Linked DNA regions of Mus musculus: regions 1, 3, 4 and 5 are each linked to region 2. A link is a loop called in an ENCODE intact Hi-C map of the cell type or tissue named here. Cell type or tissue: left cerebral cortex. All regions are shown on one strand.

Region 1 (5,000 bases), 78 kb after region 2:
TAGCAGTGAAGCTAAACGAAGAACCAAGAGACCTACAGGAGAACAGCCAACTGGCTTTGGACAAGAGCGCGGAGACAGGTTAGGAGAGAAGAGACGTGGCACAAGAACATCTAGAGGTAAAAACAGACAAGGCTTTGACCCGGTCCTCACCTCTACACAGAACAACTCGAAAGGCAATAGATTTATGATTCAGTGAAGCAAGCCTTCTTAGATGTAGCACCAAGAGGAGGACCCAAACTGCTGAAGGCTGATATATGTAAGCCAGACATGGCAGTACATACTTAGTACCCCAGCGATTCAGAGATAGAAATCAAGAGGATCAGGAATTCCAGGACAACCTGAGCTACACAGTGAGTAGTGGGTAATCTGCCTCCGTGAGCTTAAAAACAAACAAACAAACAAACAAAGGCTGGAGTTGTATATAGCAGTAAACAAGAAACCCTGTCTCAAACAATGTGAATGTTGAGGACCAACACCTAAGGTCCTTTGACTACTGTGTGCTCACATGTGAGCAGGTGTATACACACACACACACACACACACACACACACACACACACACACACACACAGACCAATAATTGGAATTCATCAAAATTAAGTATTTTCTCTATAAAACCATTTTAAATGATTAAAAAAAATAAAAAACCAACCTACAGATTCAAAGACAAAATCTGCAGACCAAATAACCCAACAAAGGACTTATAACTGGAGTGCCCAGTGAGCTCTTAAAGCTACACAACATTAAAGGAAAACGACAACATGAAGGGGCGATGATCACATGAAAAGAAGCTCAATCTTCCTCTCTCCAGCCACAAGGACAACATGAACGAGACACAAAGAGGTGGTGCCGCATGTCTATTAGAATTTTTACAAAAAAAGAGTGGTAATGTCAAAAGCTGACCAACTGCTAAGCAGCTGACACCCGTGTAAGGTGAGACGACCCTTCCAGGAAAGAGTTAGGAAGATCCTTTTTAAAAAAGTATCATTGTTCAGGGCTGGTGAGGTGGCTCAGTGGGTAAGAGCACTGACTGCTCTTCCGAAGGAAGGTCCTGAGTTCAAATCTCTGCAACCACCCATAATGAGACCTGACACCCTCTTCTGGTGTGTCTGAAGTCAGCTACAGTGTACTTATTTATAATAATAAATAAATCTTTTTTTAAAAAAAAAGTATCATTGTTCAACAACCACACCACCCAGCAACACTCCACGGCATTCACCCTAGAGAAATTACGAGCTATGTCCACACAGAAGCCTGTACGTCACCACTCTTGTGGATTTATCTGAACTAGTCCCAAGTGGGAAATGAGCCAAACGTTCTTCCATAAGTGAACATGTGTAAACGAAGCACAGCACATCCACACCTTGGCGTAGTACTCAGCCGTTAAAGGAACCAGCACCTGATCTGTGTCACAGCTTAGACGGACTGGAACGCAAATACGTTATTCTGCATGAAGACGGCTGGTTTTTCAAAAGGTCGCCTGTTACATGCTTCCCTGTATGTAACAGCCTTGAAATAATACAATCCTGGAGATGGACACTAGACAGTGCTGGGGGTTAGGGACAGTGGTCAGAGGATGAGACTCTCAACGAGCAGGCACAAGGCACTTCTCTGCGGTGGGTGGTGAAACACACCTGTATCCTCAGATGGGTGGTGTCTGCACAAATCTACCTGTGATAAAGCAGTACAGGACCGGACTGTACGTGCACGAGATAGCAGTGGTGATTTCCTGCTTTTTTGATATCCTTCGTCATTACTGTTGTCATATAGCATGGAACCCTGAGGGTGAGTGGGTGTAGGATACACAGGACCTCTAAGACCAGCTTTGTTGAGAATCTGTTATCGTTTCAAACTGAAAACCATTTTCTAAAAGACTCTAAACAAATAAAGCTGTGCCTGGAACTAAGCAACACAAGTGACTTTCTCATGGGGCCACTGTGAGAGAGCCCCCAGTGATGGTGACCCATGTAGAGCATGAAGAAGGGCAAACTCATACACCCCATTTCTTCATTTCTTCACAGCATTCCTTGAGAAAACCATCTCTAGAGAGTCTAAAAATAATAAACAGAGAGCAATCCTCTATCCCCTATCCTCTATCTACACAGCGCTGAGTCTCCCTATCCTTGCCTTCTTGGTACCTCCCTCCCCATCCTTGGGATTGGGCACATAGTAGACACTGTGCACCCAGTGTCTCTACAGACAAAAAGGTGGTTACAACCAATTCAAGGGTGGGAAGGGGAGAACGAGGAGGGTCAGAGACCTCTAACTTTCCCCTACAAACACCGTTTGTCTCAAATTACATGCTGAGACAAGAGAAGATAGGAGAAGCGTGCCCTCATCCCAACAGCCCAGGCTGGGTCTCCTAGCTTGGAAAAAGAGAAAGTCCTGTCACAATCAGGACAGATGAAAGGGACTCTGCACCCTCAGAAATGTTAACTTGCTCTCATTTGTTCTGTGTTGGGAGATGAAAAGCTATAGAGGGCTTAGAACATCATCCCAGAGAGGAATCCCAGTATTCTAATACCAGAGAACTCATTAGTCCTCATCCTTCCTTCCCTGCCTTCTGATAAACTTGCCAAGCCAGCCTCCTGAGAACAGATCACTGTTCTGAAGTCTATGGAAATGCGCCCCCTGGAGGGAGGTGGGCGAGCCACCGTTAGCTCTTCTCTGATTCAGGGAGTCCAGTGGGAGTGTTTTCCTGGGGATGGATTAGATTGTTGGCATGCTGCCCTGGATTTTGGAAACTAAGAAGTGGCACTCAAGATGCCTCACTAGGGCTGAGGGGGTCAAAGGCCTCAGAAGAACCTCGACTTAGCTCCACGATGGTGTTTCACTTTAGGGAGCTTCAGATTAGTCTGAGGCTGCCAGGAGAAGTCAGGAGCAGAGCCTACCTCCTCCCAGGGTCTCCGAGGGAACCTGCTTTTAATTTAGAGTCCTGGGCCTGTACTAGACTAATTGACAGTGATGTTTGAGCAGGTTCTGAGATTCCTAAGAATCTTCTTGCAAACCAAACCTCAAGAGATGTCTCCTGGGGGCTGGAGAGATGGCTCCATGGTTAAGAGCACTGACTGCTCTTCCAGAGGTCCTGAGTTCAATTTTCAGCAACCACATGGTGGCTCACAACCATCTGTAATGGGATCCAATGCCCTCTTCTGGTGTGTCTGAAGAGAGCAATGGTGTACTCATATAGACAAAATAAATAAATCTTGAGAGAGAGAGGTCTCCTGCAGGAGGAGATATATAAATCTTCACCCCACAGGGCCTGGGAGGTGACTCAGTGGTAGAATGCTCTCTTATATGGCTCATGGCTTGGGATTCAACAGCACCACAAAATAAACCAGAAGCAAAACACTTCCCAACCTATAAAGTGCTTGCCGCATGCGCAGGAGGATCCCGGTTCTAGCCTTAGTACCTGTGTAAGAATGACATTACCCAGACACAGAGTGGGTTTGACCCTAGCAGTAGGTAGAGACAGGGGAGCCCTAGGGATCCATGGCTAGGGATCCATGGCTTAGTTGACCATAGTCAGTGAGCTTCAGGCCATTTAAAACCCTTTCTCAAAGGAGATGGAAGCTGTCCCTAAGGCTGATACTGTAGATTGTCCTCTGGCCTCCACATAGCTGCACATCAACTTGTTACACACACACACACACACACACACACACACACACACACACACACACACACACACAGGCTATGTAAAAATTCCCCTGGCTGCATGGTGGTGCCTCACACCTTTAATTCCAGCACCGTTTCATGTAATAATAATAATAATGATGATAATAATAATAATAATAATAAATAGGTGCAAGGCTCTTTCATGGAGCCTTGTGAAGAGAGAAGAGGCAGGAGTGGGTCAGCATTGGGGATTCATGTCTGGGTCCCCTCTGTACCCACTTCTGAATGTCTTCTGGTCCTGGAGAAAGTACTGTTAAGTGATGGCTGTGTTGTCGCCAGTTATAGAGCCAGCGTAGACGATAGTGCTCATGAGGACAGTACTTTGTGCCATAGCTGTTCCTGCTTCTCCCTGCCTCCCTTCCTGGTCCATGAAGAATTGATTGCCTTACCAGTGAGGTTGGTAATGTTATCCTCTGCTAGAGTTGTAAAGCAGATGGGATGTGCGTGCAAGATCCTCAAGGTCTGTACATTCATAGAGCTCAATTACTGTTAGCTATTATTTGTTATTATTATGGACATTGTGATTAATATTATTAACTGTCATTGATAACTAATAACTGCATCATGGAACTAATGGGACAATGGTTTCTTTTTTCTCTCTTCCTTCCTTCCTTCCTTTCTTCCTTTCTCTCTCTCTCTCTCTCTCTCTCTCTCTCTCTCTCTCTCTTTTTCTTTCTTTCTTTCACAGGTCTCATGTAGCCCAGGCTGTCTCCAGCTTACTCTATAGCCAGTGATAACTTAAGCTTCTAGTTCTCCTGCCTTTATCTCCTGGATGCTAAGATTACAAGACCACCACACCCAGTTTTTTTCTAATTTTTATTTTGAGTTTTTAAAATCTATCTTTTAATCATTTTTAAAGATTTTTAACAACTTTTGTCCAATATTATAGTTTGATCATGTTTTTTCTCCCCCTACTCCTCCCAGGTCCTCTCCACCTCACCAACCACTCAACTTTATGCTTTCTCTCTCTCTTTCAAACAAAACAAAACAAAACAGCACTCATCTATGACCATACCACCCTGAATGCACCCAATCTCGTCTGATCTTGGAAGCTAAGTAGGGTAAGGCTTGGTTACTACTGGGAGACCAGAGGGTGCTGTAGGCTTTAAAATAAATAAATAAATAAATAAATAAATAAATAAATCTCACAAAAATCAAAACAAAACAAAACAATAAGCTAAAAATGCCCAAGCTAAACAAAAAGCCCACAACAAACAAACAAACAAACAAACAAACAAAAATGGGTTTTGTTTTATCTTGGCCAGCTACCCCGGGGATACGGGTCTGCTCTGAAGTGTGGTTTGATATTCACAGGGACACTCC
Region 2 (5,000 bases):
TACAGGGTGCAGAAGAAAACTTGATGAGTTTGAAGACAACTCCCTGAAAGGGTAATGTGAGGACCGACAAGAAAAAAAAGGCGAAGGAGGATGACGACCAGGGATCTTCCAGGTGTCTCAGGTCATCCACAGTGAAAGAGTATAAAATATGAATTACAAAACCACTTATGATGTAATAGCTCAGTGAATACGAAGCCTGATTCACTCTTCCTAGGGAGAGTCCATTACTGTTTGGGGGGGAGGTGGGCAGGACTGGGAGCTGGAGGAGAAATCTTAGAAATCATATTTCAGTGGCAACCGGAAGTAGAAAGAAAGGGATGTGGAAGTAGGGTGAGGCTGAAAAAATTGGCTTCCCCAGGGCACTTCTTCCAGCAAGGCTGAGCTCTCTCCCCAGACAGTGCCACAAACTGGGGGTTCAAGTACATATTCAAGTACATGAGCCCATGTGTGGTGCTACAGCAGTCTAGGATAAACACATACATTTATCCAAACAAGTTGACAGAAGACTGTGAATGTGTGGATATGACTGCACCCCACGTAAACCTCAACAGAGCTCCTTTTGGAAACACTAAGAGACTTCTGCATCGCTAGTGAGATGCTAAGCCATTCAACTTTGGAAAGAGTTAATCTCTGATAGCCTATGAGCTATCCCTTTGCTTTTTCACTTCTGGACATGTCTCCAACAGAAATGGAAACTCACAAAAAACTCACTCACGAATCTCCATAGTAATTTTATTCATCATAATAAAAAAAAAATGGCCTGACATCTAACTAAATAACCTGATGGATAGATACAGAATTTGTGTCATATTCAACCAAGAGAGTGTCACGGAACAATTAAAAAAAAAAAAAAAAGAATAACCACAGGCACAAGCAATGGATCTCAAAAACATTAGGATGGATTGCAAAATACCATTTACATTGAGCTTTCGAATAAGTTAGGTTAACTTATACCAAGGGGGCAGGGTGGTAAAATGGGCAGAGACTGTACTCAACCCAATATCCACCTAGTTGCTGGGAGTTACACTGTTTTACACTTTAATGGCCACGGTGGTTGTGTTCTCATCTACATTTATAAAATGTACGGAACGATAAGCGGTGAAATGATGTTAGTCGTACATTGCCAGGAACGGGCTTTAAAAATATGTCTTCATCTTGTTTATAAAATTTTGGCCTAATCACTTAAGGCTGGAATGCTAATGGGTGACATAGAGAAGTCAAGGAAGGGAGGCTTAAGGCAAGAGGTGGAGAATCCAGTTTCCCCTGCATCGGGATGCTGGTGTCGGTCAAGGTCTCCTTCAAGCTCTGCTGAACCTGGAATTGATCAGCCAACCCTGGGGGGTCAGGAGGGTGCGTCAGTTTCTAAAGCTTTCCTGGCTACTTCTGCCTTTGCTTCCAAGGAGCAAGAGTGTTGTTAGTCTTGTTTATCCTGGCCCTAGGGAGCTCAGTCCTTTTCCGAATGCCCTAGAAGGTGACTGGGGCACAGAGACCTTTTCTGAAGACGGGCAGTGCCTGCGATTATGAGAGATTTCTTTCAGAGGCACGTTCCTGAGGCCCAAGGGGTACACTGGTAAATACCGGAGACCTAGAAGGCGGAGGTGGAAGGTGACTGAGTTCCCTGAAGCCACTGAATACTTAAGCCTGTAAGATCATGGCGAGGCTGACAGCCCCAGGATGGGAGGGGCCCCACGTTGGAGCAGAGTGACCACCCATGCCAGTTCGCAGGGCCTGGGAGTGCCCACAGGGTCTGTAAGAATGCTTGGGTGGGGAGCCTGAAGTGTCAGAGGGTGGCGGTGTATTTGAGGGGTGCCCTGAGCAGCGAGCAACCTGGCCTCAGCAACGCCCTCTCTGCCAAGCTGCATGCGGTGATCCCGCTGTGGCGCTGCCTCACTGCGGCGCTGGTGAGCGGCGCCGCCTAGTGGCAGACTACGACAGCAGTGCCCCGGAGCGCCGGCCACTGCAAGAATAAGGTCTGGACCCTGCTGGAAGCGAGACCAGTTGCACTCCAAACTCCCCGTCTGATAATTGCATCTCACTAGAAGCGCAAAGCACAAAGGGCCTGGCGTTCTCTGATCTTCACTCCCGACTTCTGGAGCTGTTCTGGAGTTTCAAATGCCTTTTCCCAGTATGGGCCCACCCCACCCCACCCCACCCCACTCCCACCTCCATTTTTCTTCTGTAAGCTGGTGTTTGTGAAAGTTAAGAACATTCAGTCAAATGCTTGCCCCACCTGAGACTTCTAAGGTTTAGGGGCTGTATACATTTGAAATGCTGTACTGAGAAACCCACAGTGCAAAGAGAAGTTTAGGAGCCTGAACAGAAAACCTGTTCAAATAAGCTGCCCCATTTGGCTTTCAATTACACCCCTGGGACTCCAGTTCCCACACTGCGGGGAGGAGAGAGAGAGAGAGAGAGAGAGAGAGAGAGAGAGAGAGAGAGAGAGGACATATAGTGGAGCCAACTTTGGCTGGGGCTGCTCAGGAGGACGGCTCTTCTGGTCTCTGGGGTGTAGCAGTTCCCTCTCAGGGACCCGGGGCTGTATTTTGAGGTAGGAACGCCCTTCTGGGACTGGTTGACTGGTCTCTAAGGCCATTCTCCAGGCTTTGAATGGGCTGGTCTAAGCCAGTCCCGAAGGACGCCTAAGGGGCCCCCGCTAAGCCTAGACCCTACCCTTCTAGCCTTACTCCTGTTCTCCTTCAGGTTCCCTGATCAGGGGATTCTCAGAATGTGCACAGGTTTGCTCGCCTTTCTACCTTTGTTCACAACTTAGCTGTCCTCTCTCCCTACACTCTTGACCCTCGAAACCAGCCCTGGTCCCTTCTCTGATTTCCCAATGGAATCCACAGCACTTGGTCAAGTTCCTACCCTAGGTCAAAGTATACACGCTGCAAGGTCAGGAAATGTGTCATGGCGGGTTCTTGCACACACCAGCTACCAAACAAATAAAATGTGATTGACAACCGGAGGGGACCTCATTTATCGATGTGATGGTCCTGATGGCCTCACCATTCAGGAAGAAGCTCTGGGTGAGACTCCTCCCCTCGAGATAAGCCCCGCCCCTTGGGGGGCATGCTCAATCAACTGTCATCCCCCCTAGCTCCTCCGCCTTCTCATCCTTTGCCTAAGTCTTTGTCAACTAAAGAGAACCTTTTTCCTGACCCTGCATCTCTAAACCTCTGATCCATCAGCTCTGCCTCTTCTGGGCCTGTCCTCTCCACTTTTCCATCTCTAAGGCAGCCTTGGCTTTGCTGAGATATCATCTTTTCTCCTCTAGGGATCCGCTGTGGATGCTTCCTCCCTCTGACTGTATTCATCCCTCTTCCAACAGCCTGACAAGACTGAAGGGTCTCAGAGAGCATATTGGTTCACCTAGAATCACTCCCCATGGTGGAAGATTCTAGCACTTGCCTAAGTCTGCTCCTCTCCTCTCTGAGCACAGAGGATTATATTTCTCCATCTGTACAGCAGTTAGATAATGCCGTGAGACTAGTTCTGGCCAAGCGCCTGGGAGCAGAAAGACTATGCGCCTTCTGGCCAAAACACTTGCTTCCCATGGCGAGACCTTCTTAGCTTCCTTTCCTGCCTCATTAATTGTGGATTGATGAAACAGAGGTACCTCAAGTCCAAATAGCTGGCATTCTGAGCCACCCTTGGAAGCCACTGCCCTGGAGAGTCACCCAAACAAGCCACGGGCTTTGTGCAAACAAGAGATAAAGGTGTGTTGTGTCATGTGACTGAAGCCTAGCCAAGCCTATTTCTGGGTGGTTTGAGGAGTTCAGTAAATAAATGCATGGCTTGGCAAACTGTAGCGAACTATGTACATTTTATTATTGTTATCAAAGTGTAGCAGGTGCCTAAGGAGCAGAGACTTTGTCAAGGTAGAGAGCCCTGTGTCCTGTGGCCACCAAACAGGGCTGGGAATGGGTGTGGAGGTTGATAAATGGGCCGGGCCTGTCACGAGAGGAAGGCTTTCTCTCATTAATGATTTGCCAAGGGCTTGCCCAGGACCTGTTTACATATTTAATCACCGATGAAAGGTTAGCAAATCTGGCCTTCTTGGCAGGGAATGGACATTTTTACCTCCAATGTTTAGTCCCTGTGGCTGGGAAAGATAGGAATTTTTTTTCTTCTGGATTTGCAAGGATTACCCCCCCACACACACACACACACATACACATACCACTGCCAATCTCTCTGGGAAGCTGTAATACAATATTTTACTATCAAGTTGACAGTAATTCAGGACCCAGCTTAGCTGCATCTCTCCATCTTTGAAAGTGTTGAAGGCAAATACAACATGGCTTTGTTTCTTAAGCGAGAACATGATAAGCAGTTACCAGATGGGACATTTCCCCAAAGGTCTGTGCTTCAATCTCATGGCTCTGCTTCTCCAAGTTTTCTCCTCTCTGTCCCTTTTCTCCACGTCTGGTCTTTACCTTGTGGTACCCAGAGGGCTCACTGGATTTTGTTTGATGAATAGTTACAATGTTCTTGGGATGCTTGACTAGAATGTAAATAATTGAGACATCACCTGGTCTCCCAACCTCTATCACCCAACCTACACAACCCTAAAGAGATCCCTCCTCTTTCTTCTCACCAGCCAATGAACTTCAATGGGAAAAGAGGCGGGCTTCTCATTACCCAAGGCTTGCCCTAACTTCAGAATGACTTATAAGAAGAGAGGGGCTTGGGGCAGCCAGAAAGACCTGGGCTTTCTGTGAAAGCTCTCTGCTGGCTGCTTCCTTGATTTTGGAGTTCTCCTTTCTTTTTCTCTTTCTTTTTTTCTTTTTCTTTTTTCATTTTCATTTTCTTCCTTCCTTTTTTTTCTTTCTTTCTCTCTCTCTCTTTCTCTCTCTTTCTTTCTTTCTTTCCTTCCTCCTTCCCTCCCTCCCTCCCTTCTTTCTCTCTCTCTCTCTCTCTCTCTCTCTTTCTTTCTTTCTCTTTTTTTAAGACAAGGTCTCAATATGTAGCCCTGGCTGTCCTGGAACTCATCATGTAGA
Region 3 (5,000 bases), 210 kb before region 2:
GAGCGGTCGGAAGAGGGCGGTCCTTGGGCACGCTTTCCCGAGATGCTCTGGGGTCTGGGTTTGCGGCAACAGTTTCGGCTGCGGCGCAGCTCATCGTTCGTGGCGAGGGCCTGCGGGCGGCCGGACCGATCAGCCTTAAGTCCAGAACGTGCAGAAGTGGGGCGAGGGGGTCCAGTGGCGAGTTCTCCTGACGGTGCCGGGGCAGCGCATGAAGCTAATAGCGGCTTGTGGGTGGGAGGATGTTAAGAAAGTCAAGGTCTGACTCCCCAAAGTGGATGAACAATCAATCCTTACCAAAGCCAAAAACAGTAACGGAAAGAAGACTGGGTGATGAAAGGCACGCTAGATTATTGATTAGGTTATATTCACATTCAAGACTTTTAAAATATGTATTTCTAAGCCGAGCAGTGGTAGAGCACACCTTTAATCCCAGCACTTGGGAGGCAGAGGCAGGCGGATTTCTGAGTTGCCAGCCTGGTCTACAAAGTGAGTTCCAGGACAGCCAGGACTATATAGAGAAACCTGTCTTGAAACTCCACCCCCCCCCCCCCAAAAAAAAGTATTTCTAGATATCCTCTATCAGGTGTATAATTGGCAAAGATTTTCTCCCATCTGTATGCTTATTCATTTGATTAATTTTTCTTTGCTGTGCACAACCTTTTAACTTCACGCAATCCCATTTCATTTGTCCGTTGTTCGTATTATATCCTGAGCAACTAGGGCCCTATTCAGAAAGCCCTTGACTATTTTGGTTTCAGGATTTCAGTTCTGACATTAAGGTCTTTAATCCATTTGGAGTTGATATTTGTGTAACGCAAGAGAGATTAAGATCTAGTTTCCTTCTTTTATGTATGGCTATCCAATTTTCCCGGCACAGTTTATTACAGAAGTTGGTTTTTTTCTTTTCTGATGTGTACTTCCGGCATTTTGTGACAAAGAATCTTTACTTAGCCAAACCTGTAGTCTGACTACTGGTCGTTCTCCTTGTAAAAATCCAGTTAGATCCTGCCACCTTTGATAGCTCATGCCCTTTCTCATTTTTCACTGTCCCCAGGTAATATCTGACTATTCTGGCCTATCTACAGTAAGAAAACTCTTAGGTTCTAACCAAAACCCCATTCTTATGTTACCTCTTAAAAGTTGCTAAGGGTAGCCGGGGGCAGTGGTGGATCACGCCTTTAATCCCAGCACTCAGGAGGCAGAGACAGAGGCAGGCGGGATTTCTGAGTTCAAGACCAGCCTGGTCTACAAAGTGAGTTCCAGGACAGTCTGGGCTACACAGAGAAACCCTGTCTCGAAAAACAAACAAACAAACAAACAAACAAAAACAAAAAAAAGTTGCTAAGGGTAAATTATTGATAAAATGCTGAATTATTAGCCACCCCCAGCTTTATTTTATTTTATTTTATTTTTTGAGACAGAGTTTCTGCATAGCCTTGGCTGTCCTGGAACTCACTGTGTAGGACAGGTTGGCCTTGAACTCAAGAGATCTTGCCTTTGCCTCCCGGAATGCTGAGATTAAAGGTATGCCACCACGCCCAACACAAACTCTATTCTTTTAAGTACAATATATTTAGGGTTGCTGGTCACTGTAGTGATTATAATGGTCCTGCTTTAAAGGTATCATTAACTTTTTTCATTTACAGGATATCGATAACACTGGCGCAGAGGTAAATGCCCACTAGGGAAAAGAAGGGAAATACTTAGTATTGGAGGTAAGGGTCTGAGGATGTAGCTCAGTTGGTAGAGCACTTGCCTAGCATAAAAGTCCCTGGGTTCCATCTTCAGGGCCATATAACACTGGTTGCATCCTAGCTAAGCAGGAGGTATCTTGGGATACATGAGACCCTGCAGTGCCTTGAAGAAATTATTAGAGCTGTGAAAAAGAAGCCACAGTTGATGTCTAAAATGCAGTTCTGTCCTGAAGTTGTCATCATATCTGTAGGATACTTGATAGGTCACCAAGGACTGAGGAGAGTCAGGGCAAGAACTAAAGCAGAGGCCAAAGACAACCAGGCTTACACCCACTGCTTGCTCAAGCCTGCTTTCTTAGATCACCTAGGATCACCTCCCCTGGGGTGGCACCACCCACAATGGTCTGGGCCCTCCCACATCAATCACTAATCAAGAAAATGCCCTTCAGAGCAGTCTATAGGCGATCTGATAAATGACCATGGTATATGTTTATGCATTTAACACAGTATATTTTTACTTTGATTATGTGTGTTTGTGCACATGAATGTAATGCCCATAGAAGCCAGGAGGTGGCATCAAATCTCCAGAGCTGGAGTTACAGGCAGTTGGGAGCTGTCTAACATGGAAACAAAACTTGGGTCCTCTGGAAGAGTAGCAAATTCTCTTCACCACTGACGCACCTCTGCAGCCCCACCACAACATACATTTTATTGAGGCGTGTGTTATGTATGTTCACATGTGTGCAGGTACACATGTGTGCTCAAGTATATGACAGTCAGGTGCCAGCCCCAGCTGTTATTCCTCAGGTATCACCCACCTTGATGTTTTTTTTTTTCTTTTTTTAGTTGAAAAGGGCTCGTTTGTTTTACTTAAAGGGTTTTATATTTAAATTCCCAGCATTTCAAGTGAATATGTATAAATACAAGAGAGCTTAGCAAACAGCCTCTATTGCTACAGAGCTAACTTGAAGTGGCCTAGCAGCTATGAAAGCTGATAGCTTCAGCTAGCTGGAAAGTACAGCCTACCGACAGTGTGAGTTCCAGGGAGAGGGCTCTAAAGTAGAATGCCAACATCACATGTAGATTGTTCCCGGCTGTGTTTAAGTAGATCGTGTAAGGAGACACTCTGAGAAAAAAGTGGCTTCCTTGCCAAAAAATGTAGGGGGCTACATTGTTAGAAAAGCCAATTGTATCTAGGTCCTAAAAAGAAGAGAAACCTAAGAGGCTTTTGAGTCATGGCCATGAGAGCCTATATATGGAGGAAAGATGGAGGAGTATAGGACTCTTCTGGGCTGAGTAGGCGCCATCAAGTGAGATATATTCCCATTCCAGAAACAATGGCTTCAATGTCTGTTGTTTCAGGATTCTGGAGTTAATATTCTACCTTTATCCTTACCACCAACATCGTTCGTTCTCTCTCTCTCTCTCTCTCTCTCTCTCTCTCTCTCTCCCTCCCTCTCCCTCTTTCCTCCCTCTTTCTCTCTCCCTCTTTGGTTTTCTGTGATTCTGTTTCACTCTATGGCCAGGCTGGGTTGGAACTCATTATGTAGCCCAGGCTGGCCTAGTGCCTGTGCTGTTCCTCCTATCTCAGCCTAGCAAATGCTTGGATTGTAGCAATGAGTCATCACAACTGGTCCATGCTTCTTTCATGGATGACTGTCTTGTTACTTGAAGGAGACTTACAATGGCTCCAAAGGGTCAGAGTCCACAGTGGTCGGGGCAGCATAGCAGCTGGCAGCTTCCTCAGCTCTTGAACTACAAACACAAGGCAGAGCAAACTGCAAGTAGGCAAGTCGTTTCGTTTGAGTCTTAAACTCCAACCCCAGTGATCTGCTTTGTCCAAGCGCGACTGCACTGACTTGGGTCGGAGAGTCATTCTTCAGTAACATGGTCCTAAGCGGGAGATGGACATTAGATAAGAAGATAGAGAGAAAATCTGGGGTCGGGAGGTCTCATGCGAGCTATGTCTTAGGACAAGCAACTACAGCATCTCAGACACCATTTTGAGAGAAGAAATGGGACTAAGTCAGCAGAAACTGTCCTACGAAGGGACGAAGTCAACAGGAAGGTAATCAAACAGTGTTGCACAAGGGGAGCAAGGGGTATCTCAAGAACATTACAGACCGGGTACACAGTGGCCTTGGACTGATAACCATAGCCCCACACGCTGGGAAGAGAACAGAAGCTACAGATCCCCACCCAAAAGCCCTGGCCCAGGGCCATTACTGGGTCTGCCAAGCAGGTTCATTCTCCGTACATCAGAGCCTCAGGAAAAGACTCCGTTGATCTGACCATCAACAGAGCATTACCTAAACCTCCCCAAAACAGCACCGATGTTTTAGGATTTCTATTTTTGTGGTTAAACACCATGACCAAAAGCACCTTGAAGAAGAGACATTTATTTAATTCTACAGCTTGTAACCCATTCATGGATGTCAGGGCAAGAATTCAAGGCAGGAACCTGGAGGCAGAAACTGATGCAGGAGCCACGGAGAGGCACCACTTACTGCTTAGTCCTTATGATTCACACAGGCTGTTCTCTTGTAGCACCCGGGACCACCTTCCCAAGGGACCCCCATTGAACTGGGCCCTCCCATATCAATCATCAATCAAGAAGAACATGGACCTCAGGCCAATCTGGTGAAGGCATTATCTCAATTGAGGTTCTTTGTTCCCAATTAACAACTCTGATTTGTCTCAACTTGACCTAAAACTAGCCAGCACCTGCACCCCATCACCTGAAGACAAATTGTTCAAATGCCCAAGACTTTGGGGGTATTTCTCACTCAAGCCACCACATCCCTCTTACAGACCTCTGGACAGTGTTACCAACTAGCAAGTGTTTCTTTGCTCTTACATACCTTGGGACAGTGTTACCAACTAGCAAGTGTTTCTTTGCTCTTACATACCTCTGGACAGTGTTACCAACTAGCAAGTGTTTCTTTGCTCTTACAGACCTCAAGACAGTGTTACCAACTAGCAAGTGTTTCTTTGCTCTTACAGACCTCTGGACAGGGTTACCAACTACCAAGTGTTTCTTTGCTCTTACAGACCTCAAGACAGTGTTACCAACTACCAAGTGTTTCTTTGCTCTTACAGACCTCAAGACAGTGTTACCAACTAGCAAGTGTTTCTTTGCTCTTACAGACCTCTGGACAGTGTTACCAACTAGCAAGTGTTTCTTTGCTCTTACAGACCTCTGGACAGGGTTACCAACTACCAAGTGTTTCTTTGCTCTTACAGACCTCAAGACAGTGTTACCAACTAGCAAGTGTTTCTTTGCTCTCACATACCTTGGGACAGTGT
Region 4 (5,000 bases), 53 kb before region 2:
ACAAACAGGCATGTGCCTGGGAGTCCTCTGTCAGTCTAGAAGCCCCGTGATCCCCTCACACAGCTGTGCCTTCTCTGCCTGTATTGCGTGATGTCTTCTCTGAAGGAAACGGAGGTGTAGTCTACTGTTATACGTGGCCCCGAACCTGGCAATGCTAATTTATTCTTTTGCGCTGGCAAACGGCACTCACTGACTATGAAAAATAGCAGCCACTTTATTTTACACATGCAAAGAATATTAAGAAGCACAGATTTCCTCCCAACGGTTATCTTCCTTTGAGTGTGGCATTACACAGTATCGACAGGGGTGTCGACGGTGGCGTACTTGCATTCCTCTGCACAGACCTTCCACCAGCACATCCGAGCAAGAAGATCTCTGAGCAAGATATTCCCTACGGCACTTGTTGAAATCTTCTTAGCTCTGTGCATTTATTATGAAATATAAATTTGCATCCACATTCTGACAAGATACAGCAATAAAGTCTACCGGAGGAAATCTGCATGGCAATTAGCATAAATTGACGCCAGCATTTATTTCTTCAGGGGAAGAGAATGAAAAGGCAAGTATGTGCGTGCGTCTTCTTTTTGAGCCCGGCCGGCCGGCGCTGGAGAGAAGCATCCGTAAATGGCAGAAAGCAGCTGGGCATGACAAGCCCCTGACAATGACTCTGCTGTTCTCTCAGGCACAGCCAACCACCAGACCGAAGTATCTGGGTAAAGTTATGCAAATTAGCATGCAAATGAGCCTGGTAAACTTAAAGACTCAGCCAAGAAAGTGGTTGCTTTGTAGAGAGGAGCTCACAGCCTCTTGGGAACAGGTAGGGCCGGGTCACTGCCAGCCAATGACAGCTGCTCAGTTAGTGCCCTGGAGGAGGAGATGCTGGCTCCCAAGGTCACAGGGCAGGCACCTGGCTTTTCAAGGTCACAATCTGTCCCGTGGTTACTTTCTTCTCTATGAAGAATGGCTGTCCAATTTGTAATCGTGTGTGTACGTGTACAATAACATATATTCATATACATACGTGCATACATGTAATTGGCTCTGTTCATCATAATACTAATACAGAAAACACCTTGCTACCTGGTCCCTGGGTGGTCATGGTGCTCACATCATGAGAAGTATCACTGTGGTCAACCAAGTCTTTGCCCATTCACCCTCCCCTCCAGTAGTGTCTGAGCCTGTGAAAAACAGTGTTAGTGACGTGGTCCCTAGGGTGTGTGGGCCAGACAAGCCAGCGACTGATGGCTGCTGGAGTGGGCAGGAAGGCCACCGGAAGACAAGAGTGGAGCCGATAGGAGAGGAGGAGGATTTGATGCAGCCACAGCGGAGAGAGGCACGAGTGCACGCAGAAGCTTTATTCAGTATTCAGGAAAGGCTGGCGTATATGTGTGTGTGTGTGTGTGTGCGCACTGCATAAATGTGTGTGTGCTGGTGTGTGCCATGTGTATGCATATGTATGTGTGCGTGTGTGTGCACAGGCACGTGTGAGAGTGTATGTGTGTGCACATGTATGTATCTGCATGTGAGTGTATGTGTGTACAAGCATATATGTATTCACCTTGAAGAGGAAGCATCGCTTGTCAGGTAAGAGGCCAGTTACCGCACTGTGTCAGGGAGAAGTCTCTGTGGCCACGGCAAGAGCACGTAATCAGGACAAGGCAGGAGACAGAAATAAAAATCCAAGGCTTCAGGCACCACGTGAGGTGACGTGACTAGGAGCCTCTCCCCGAGTGCAGATGCATACAGATGCATACAGATGCATACAGATGCATACAGATGCATGCTGCGTCCACTTCAAGGGCCCAGATGAGAATCCACACCTATCCATCCACCTTATCTACTCAGATCTCATGAAGAGGGCGGCCAGATGGAAATCTTGAAGCCCTATGACAAAGAGCATCTGAGGCCACTAGAAGCCAACAGCAAGGAGAATGCCCTCCCCCCAACCCCCAAAAGCTCAGGGCTCTCTTGTATGTGTTCCACCCTCAGGCCCCCAGGAAGGTGAGGACAGAATACACTCCTGTTCCTTTGAAGCTACTCAGTGTGTGGTAATTTGCTGTGGCGGCGGCCCCAAGACTGAGTGTGGGAAGCCTCAGGGCAGAACAGACTGCCATGGCTCGAGGATCAGCTGCCGGCAAGAGATCTCAGGAGATCTGAGCCTGCCAGAAAGACCAGCATTTGCTTCTTAGGAACCCCCTTCAGAGTCTGAAACACCTTCCCATCTCACAAGTGTCCTCTGAGAAGAGCCCTCCTGGCCTGTGGGCGCCTCTCTCCCTGAGGCAGCCCATTAGATCTGTGCTGTTCTAACTTGGTGTGGATGACAGGAGGGGCCATGGGTCCTCAGTGTTAAGTTCTTACCACCTCTCAGTTCTCTAAGACGCTAAGGCCTGAGCTGCCAGCTTTGCAGGCTGGAAAGAGCACCCTGGAGAGCCTCGGCCAGGAGTGACCTTCAGAGGACCACACCTCCCTTTAGCAGGGCTCCTTCACACAGCTGACCCTCCCAGGGCCCACAGGGGTTTCCTGGGTATGTGCTGGTATGGGTGGGGGAGCGCACAGCAAGAACCACCTCTTATTACAAGATATGCCCAGATTTTTTTTTTCCCTAGATAGAGTTTTAAGAAAACCTCGTTAGCATTTCTTCTAGGCTCTGCCCAACAGTTACCTAGGAACAGCCAGGTATGAGCCCAGCTGGCTATAAAAAGACTGTGTGACCTCTCTTCCCGCTTCTGTCCTCTCCTCCTTTCTCTCTCCCTGCATGTTCTCTGCTGGCCTCTTCCCTTCTTTCTCTCCTCTCTTTCTGTTCTTCTCTGTCCTCTTTCTCTGCCTCCACCCCCTCTCCACAGCCTCCTCTCATGCCCCAAATAAACTTCATTTTATACTAGACCCATTGTCTGGCTGGTACCTTGGTGGGGGTACCTCAACATGGGCCCGCTAAGGCACCCACTTCCGCCGCATCATGCTACCACATTACAAAACATACTACCTCTTAGCTGGGGTTTTACATGAAGGAATCACCACAGACAAAATTTCCTCTGCTTGAGACTTGGTTTTCCACCAAGTGAAAACTGTATAAGTGAATCAGTTTGTATGGTGTGATTAGGCAGGGCGGTGAGAGACTAGAGTACATGTGTTAGCGGAGAATAAGGGGTGTGTGTGTGTGTGTGTGTGTGTGTGTGTATGTGTGTAACTGCCAGGTAAGTAGAGAACGAAGACATGCTTCTCAAAGGTCCCCCAGGGCTGTAGAAGTGCCAGCTCACCAGGGCCACAAACAGAACCTTCTGAGAGGTTCAGCTGAGGACCCCAGCCTACCATACTCAGGGCCGCATGGTGGCCCTTTGGGGCCTCTTGCACACTCAGCTCTACATCAAGGTGGCACTGGCCGTGGCTGAGGATAGGCCCTGCCCTCTGTGCCCCGCTGAGGGTGGGCCAGGCTGCCTTCTGCTACCTTCTGTCAGGCCATGTACTACAGCACACAGCTGTCTTTTGTCAGGATGAGTGAATGGGAGGGGAGCACAGGGTCTGGAGCCATGAGGAGAGAGAGGGAACACTGTCCTGGGAGCTGACTGAGTGGGCCTAGACTCTGCCATGCTGTACTGCTGCTGGGACAGACAGGATATTGGTGGGAGGGTGACAAGCACGGCTCCTGTGCAGTGGGACAGCCTGAGAGAAAATACATTTCATCTTCTCGGGTCCCTGGGGACTTATCTATTTCCCATACACCTCTGCTGCTATGCTCAGAAAAAGAAAATAAACAAAGTCTGTCCTCCTCCATCTCCAGAGGATTAACAAGCAATCATGTGTCTGTGTGTGTGTATGTCTGTGTGTGTGTGTGTGTGTGTGTGTGTGTTTGTGTATCTGTGTGTCTTTGTGTATATATGTCTGTGTGTGTGTATCTTTGTGTTTATGCATATGTCTTTGTTTGTATGTGTGTGTCTGTGTATGTATCTGTGTGTATGTCTTTGTGTGTGAGTTTGTGTGTGTCTGTGTGTCTGTGTATGTCTTTGTGTGTACCTATGTGTGTATATGTATGTGTGTGTATGTCTTTGTGTATCTGTGTATTTATGTCTTTGTGTGTATATGTGAGTGTATATATGTGTCTGTGTGTATATGTGTGTGTATGTCTTTGTGTGTCTGTGTGTATATGTCTTTGTGTGTTTATATATATGTCTTTGTATGTGTATATGTGTGTGTGTATGTCTTTGTGTGTGTGTGTGTGTGTGTGTGTGTGTGTATGAATGACGGAGAGAAGCAGAGCCCAGCCTCTCAGCCTAATTACTGCTCTAAAGGGCTTAAGGAAAGGATTTCCACCTGGTGATGTAAAGAAACCGAGTCAGACAATTCTCCCACGCATGGGGAGAGCGGCATCGGATCTGTTCTGTGATCTCCGTTGACTCACCATGACAGTGGTCCTGGGAGGCGCTCAGTCTGATGGCACCAGTCAACTGAGGCAAGCAGCCATTACTGTGCCCGTAGGTACCTGTGGCACCATCTTCAGCCAGGCCTTGTACAGTGATGTCTCCAAGAAGATCCTGGACTTGGCACATCCCAAAACACAGGTGAGAACCAGAAGGGCAGAGGAGTAGCCCTAGACTTGAGGGGCCCAACTAGCTTTCAGGATCACACGCTACAGCCAAAGGCTCATGGGAACTGATGCAAGAGGTGGGGCTCTGTTCTCAGGGCAAACATTTGCCACGCTTCAGGCATTGGAAGAATTTTCAGAGCAGAGCGAGCGGAGCTGGGACAGTGACAGGAGCTGATGTCCAGGCTAGGCCATCGCCAGCCACCACACAGTGACAGGAACAAGTAAAGCCTGATTTGAGTGACAAGCGTCAGGCAATGAGGGTGACAGTGGGAAGAAGGGAGATAAAATTTCAAAGGTAATTTGTCCACTGCTGCTAAGAATCTCAATGCGGTGCCATAGGAAAAACAGGAAGATCGCTAAAAAAAAATCAAGCAGTAGTCAGAAATAGCCAGAGATCACTGTCATTCTTAGCTACCCA
Region 5 (5,000 bases), 120 kb before region 2:
GTCTTGGCCTTCATTTAAGTTATTGTGCTGGAGATACAGCCTCGGAGACTGTGCTGCTCTGGGGTGATGGCCCTTTCAAGGTTGCCCCATGTGGATTGGTAAGATGGCTCAGTGGGGAAAAGAGCCCGTGGCACAAGCTAGATGACCTGAGTTTAATCCCTAGATCTGACGGTCGGAGACAATATACTATACTATACTACACTGTGCTGCACTGTGCCAAGCTATGCTATATATGTGTTTTACAAGTTGCCACATGGAATTCTAGTGTGAGCAATGTGATTGTTGAGGTTTAGTGTGACAGAATCCAAGTTAATATTTCCCTTACCTGTATGCTCCAGAGAACACCAGTCTAGCTTTGTTTTTCTCCACTCCATCCTTAGACCCAGCTCAGACGTTGCTGGGGACTGCCAGCTACCATCTGCCTCGCATTCTCAGGGAAGAAGGGCCTTCCTAGGCGGCTTCTCCTTATGTGAATTCAAGTTCAGAGCCTCACTGGTTAAAAGCAAAGTTGGGGATGCCTGTAGGGCAGGAAAGTCACATGACAGCTTCTCTATCCTTGTGTGGAGCCCTCCCCGTGGGAGGCTCAGGAGCTGTGTAGGGAAGCAGGGATGGGAGGGATGGGGCACAGCATGCATGAGTCTAGCAGAACAATGAGCCTTGGCACAATTTATGTGATACTGAATTGCCCATTCAGGTTCCTTTCATTCTGCTAAACAGCTCATAAAAGTAAGAGTATTCTCAATGTCCTATATCTTTCTTCTCTCCCCAGGACTCCTGGAAGCCTGCACTTTCCACAAACATTAAAATCCAAGAGGTGGGTTGCCACTGTGGTGGAGACAGATGCTCCCTCCCGTGGCCCATGGGCTTCTCTTGGTCTTCATGCCCTGAGGGGTTGGGGCTAACTGGTGTAGTCTTCGCTGCTGTGCCTTACCACATACACAGAGCACAAAATAAAAACGACTGCTGACTTTATATTTCCCAAACTCCATTCTTTTCTAGATATTTTCACCAGGATTTCTTTGTACAATCTGACTAAATATCATATAAACTGAACCTTGTCTCCTGAGCTCAAGATTCAGGTAGTTGGGGCTGGAGAGATGGCTCAGAGGTTAAGAGCACAGGCTGCTCTCCCAGAGGTCCTGAGTTCAATTCCCAGCAACCACATGGTGGCTCACAGTTGTCTGTATCTCCAGTTCCATGGGATCCGATGCCTCTTTTGCTCCGCAAGATCCTGCATTCATGTGAGGCACATAAGCTCACACAACCACATACACATAAAATAAAAGATCAAAAATAAGAATCTTAGCCGGGCGTGGTGGCGCACGCCTTTAATCCCAGCACTTGGGAGGCAGGAGGATTTCTGAGTTCGAAGCGAGCCCGGTCTACAGAGTGAGTTCCAGGACAGCCAAGGCTACACAGAGAAACCCTGTCTCGAAAATACAAACAAAAAACAAAACAAAACAAAACAAAAAAACCCACAAACAAAAACAAAAAACAAAAAAACTGTATGACCACACACGTACGTATGTGCACATGTGCACATGCCAGAAAGAAGAATTTGTTACAAATAGATGCCCTAGTGAGTACTGAGAAAGTTGACAGAACTTGTATTAATTCATTGCGATGGAACAGCCATGGTCCAAAACCAAATCTGAATCAGCTTTGCGTAAAAAAAAAAAAATCTCCCTGCGAGCCCGACAATATTGCAAACAATTGGTTGTCAGTCCGTGGGCGAGGTTCTTTCTCACCAGTCAGCTAGACGTCATGGGCAGACGTCATGGGCAGGCGAGGGGAAGCTCTTCGAGTGCTGGTCGAAGAAGTGTTGGGAGCTTTGGTGTATAGGATGTGAGGGTGGGGAGGAGCTGCGGAGGGCGGGCATGTCTATGGCGCCCTCTAGTGTTACAGTCCTGTAGGCGGCAGGTATTCAGGCTAGCTTTGCAGTCCGCTAAGTCAGTAAGGGCCCATGCTAGGAAATCAGAAAGTTCCACCCTACAAGGCCTTGGCTAATTTGTACGAAATGAACATTAAAAAGAGTACTTTATAGAAGGATGGCTCAAGAGCTCAGCATTAACACTGACAGTGACTTTTAGACAGATTCCCTGTCTAATTTCTACCCCCATGCCTCCACTCCTCAGCCAACTTTCCTGGAAGGTTCAGGCTCTACGTCTCCTTCTCCCCATGTATTAGTAATAAGCAGTTGGCTGAACAAACAGAGACTAGTCATCGGCTCTACAGTCTCACCCTGACAGAAGTTGCTGCTACTCGCCAGCTTTTCCATGAGGGAGTCTACCCTCCTTTTCTTTCTTTCTTTCTTTCTTTCTTTCTTTCTTTCTTTCTTTCTTTCTTTCTTTCTTTCTTTTCTCTTTTCTCTCTTCTCTTTCTCTTTCTCTCTTTCTCTCTTTCTCTTTCTCTCCTCTCTCTCTTTCTCTCTCTCTTTCTCTTTCTCTCTTTCTTTCTCTCTTTCTCTCTCTTTCTTTCTTCCTTCCTTTCTTATTTGTTTGTTTTGTTTTGTTTTTCGAGACAGGCTGTGTAGCCCTGGCTGTCCTGGAACTCACTTTGTAGAGCAGGCTGGCCTCGAACTCAGAAATCCATCTGCCTCTGCCTCCCAAGTGCTGGGATTAAAGGCTTGCGCCACCACGCCCAACTACCCTCCCTTTCTTAGGATGGTTTTCCCTCTCTGACATGGTCATTCTCTTTGATTCCCATCTCTCTGTGTTCACTCATGACCTGAGCTTATCCTACCAATCTGGGTATCTTAAGAATTCTCCTCTGGACCCAGCGTTCCCCTCTCTTTTCAGATTCCCTTCTAGCAATGCCAACAACTTTGGGGTACTCATATTTATACTTGAGACCCAAGTCTCCAGCATCCTCCATCTACACCTCCTTATGTAAGGGTCTGAAAACCGCTGAAGGAAGACCCCAGACTCAGTATGCAAAAACAAAAGAGCATTTATTCTGCAGAGGCAGCCAGCATGAAGAGGTCAACCAGTCTTTGAAATGTCGAACCTAGATAAAGGCATGCAGGCCTTCTTAGAGGGGGCAGGAAACTCTCTGGAAGGATTAGGTAATGTAAGATTTCACTGGTGGGTTACAGGTGAGCTAGAGGTTACAGGTGGTCAGTGGTCTACATTCCTATGGATGAGTGTCCAACCATAAAATAGGGCTGTCCAGCACAGATCGCTCATTCTGAGATATTTCCCCGTTTTGTGGTTATCCCAGGCTGTTCTTTGGGAGGGGCTTTTATGATCTTGTTCTGGGTTTTATGGTCTGTTCCTAGAGCTGCTGTCTTATGGCCTAGTTTCTGATACTTAGAGTCTCTTCCCGAAGCTGGTGCCTTATGGCTTTTTTTTTTTTTTTTTTAATCAGGCCTGGTCCTCAAAATGAGGACAAACGGGGTTCATATTGTCCCTTCACTACAACCTGTGGATCTACAGTTTAGAATATTACAGAAATCAGAAACTCCACCAATCAAAGGCAGGGGCTACAGGAATAGCTCAGTGACATTACTTGCTCTGTTTGCTCCTCAGCATCACAAACTAAATAAAGCCAACGAACAAACAGACAAACCTAGAGGGAGCATCCATAACAGGACTTTCTAGGGCCCATCAACAGTACGATGACACAGCAACTTTTTTTTGGTTTTTCGAGACAGGGTTTCTCTGTGTAGCCCTGGCTGCCCTGGAACTCACTTTGTAGAGCAGGCTGGCCTCGAACTCAGAAATCCATCTGCCTCTGCCTCCCGAGTGCTGGGATTAAAGGCGTGCTTCACCACTGCCTGCCTCAAAACTTTTTTTCTGTGCCTCACATATACTAGGCAAGCCGCTCTTAGAATTTAGAGATGACTCAGCACTTATGAACATATGCCACTTTTGTAGAGGGTGTGGGGGATTCAGATCCTGGCATCTACACTATTGCAACCACCTGAAATTCAAACTCATGGGATCCAACACCTTCCTTTGGACTCTCTGGGTACTGCACTCACAGGCACAAAGTCATCCAGACACACATGCCCATACGTACATGCATAATTAAAACAAAATATTTTTAAAAATTTAAGTTATACTTTTTTTATAAAAAAGTATTGAAGACCCGAGGAGGGCCAGAGAAGCGGCTCAGCATCTGAGAGCATTTACAAACCTCAGGACTCACATGAGAGCCCACAGCCTGCACCCTCACATGTACAGACTCACACACACACCCCCCACGCCTACACATACATGCATCATTAAAATAAAATATTTACAAATCTCTCTAATTCCATTTCCAGAGGATCCAATGCCTCTTCTGACCTCTGTGGGTCCCTAAACCCACAAATGGTGCATGCGAACATCCGTATTTGTGTGTGTGTGCATTTTAAGACACGTTCTCATTTTATCCAAACTGGCCTCGAACTTGCTGTGCAGCCAATGATGCCCTTGAGCTCCTGACCCTTCTGCCTTCACCTCCCGAGTACTTAGGATTTCAGGGTTCATTACCACCCGTTCTTTTTTTGTTTAACTTAAGAAACCTTTATGCTGTCTTCCATAATGGCTGTAGTAAGCTACATTCCCACCAACAGTGTAACAGATTTCCCTTTCCTCTCAGCACTGTTTGGTATATTTCTGACTTTTTTAATAGTGACTATCTTAATGAGTATCAGGTAGTATCTCATAGCAGTTTCCATTTTCATTTTCTCACTGGCTAAAGACATTAAGCACACTTCACATTCCTCCTGATAGTTTGCAACATGTGGGAAAAAATGTCTCTTCAAGTCATTTTTTAAATATTAATTTTTATTTTGTGTATGTGTTTGTATACATATAGGTACGCAATTTTCTTTTTACATATGATGACAACAATCTTTCGTCCAACAACTTTTTTTTTGTTAGAAAGGATGGTTGTGAATAGCCCTGGGGCTAATTATATTTGATATTAATTCCATTCTCCTGTGAGGGGCTGCGAACAAGGAATGAGTCAGCACTCAGGTGATTTCCTGTAAACCTGCTTCCCACCTTAATTTG

The links. A loop is a pair of places that touch in the nucleus more often than their neighbours do. Peaks named below come from ENCODE experiments on the same cell type or tissue, not always from the same donor. Only the 100,000 strongest peaks of a DNase experiment are listed, where the experiment ranks them.
Region 1: it touches region 2 in a loop (2.7-fold over the local background); 9 of 42 quality-filtered maps call a loop at or near these places.
Region 3: a loop joins it to region 2, with 8 times the contacts of the local background. A loop is called at or near these places in 20 of 42 quality-filtered maps.
Region 4: a loop joins it to region 2, with 2.2 times the contacts of the local background. A loop is called at or near these places in 2 of 42 quality-filtered maps.
Region 5: a loop joins it to region 2, with 2.7 times the contacts of the local background. A loop is called at or near these places in 7 of 42 quality-filtered maps.

Annotation. Positions count from the first base shown.
Region 1 is chr9:103,011,199-103,016,198 of GRCm38, reverse strand. The region is part of intron 1 of Slco2a1 (solute carrier organic anion transporter family, member 2a1); the gene reads right to left. Among named protein-coding and RNA genes, the nearest start is that of Slco2a1, 5.2 kb to the right of the region's middle. In left cerebral cortex, a CTCF peak has its summit at 2,637 (motif pointing left); a DNase peak (open chromatin) is centred at 2,644.
Region 2 is chr9:103,089,257-103,094,256 of GRCm38, reverse strand. It overlaps a transcript of Slco2a1 not described here. Among named protein-coding and RNA genes, the nearest start is that of Rab6b, 20 kb to the left of the region's middle. In left cerebral cortex, a CTCF peak has its summit at 1,925 (motif pointing left); DNase peaks (open chromatin) are centred at 129, 453, 1,877 and 3,534; H3K4me3 peaks cover 484 bases; H3K27ac peaks cover 408 bases.
Region 3 is chr9:103,300,131-103,305,130 of GRCm38, reverse strand. No RefSeq gene overlaps it. Among named protein-coding and RNA genes, the nearest start is that of Topbp1, 2.7 kb to the left of the region's middle. In left cerebral cortex, a CTCF peak has its summit at 2,255 (motif pointing right); DNase peaks (open chromatin) are centred at 4 and 2,261; H3K4me3 peaks cover 608 bases; H3K27ac peaks cover 489 bases.
Region 4 is chr9:103,142,632-103,147,631 of GRCm38, reverse strand. The region is part of intron 2 of Rab6b (RAB6B, member RAS oncogene family); the gene reads right to left. Among named protein-coding and RNA genes, the nearest start is that of Gm51658, 12 kb to the right of the region's middle. In left cerebral cortex, no CTCF peak of the experiment used is centred here; DNase peaks (open chromatin) are centred at 2,061, 2,879, 3,021, 4,859 and 4 more places; H3K27ac peaks cover 2,657 bases.
Region 5 is chr9:103,204,848-103,209,847 of GRCm38, reverse strand. Trf (transferrin) reads left to right here. Exons shown (of 17, transcript NM_133977.2): 17 at 770-972. The coding sequence ends at 804. Among named protein-coding and RNA genes, the nearest start is that of Srprb, 5.3 kb to the right of the region's middle. In left cerebral cortex, a CTCF peak has its summit at 1,917 (motif pointing left); a DNase peak (open chromatin) is centred at 1,823; H3K4me3 peaks cover 292 bases.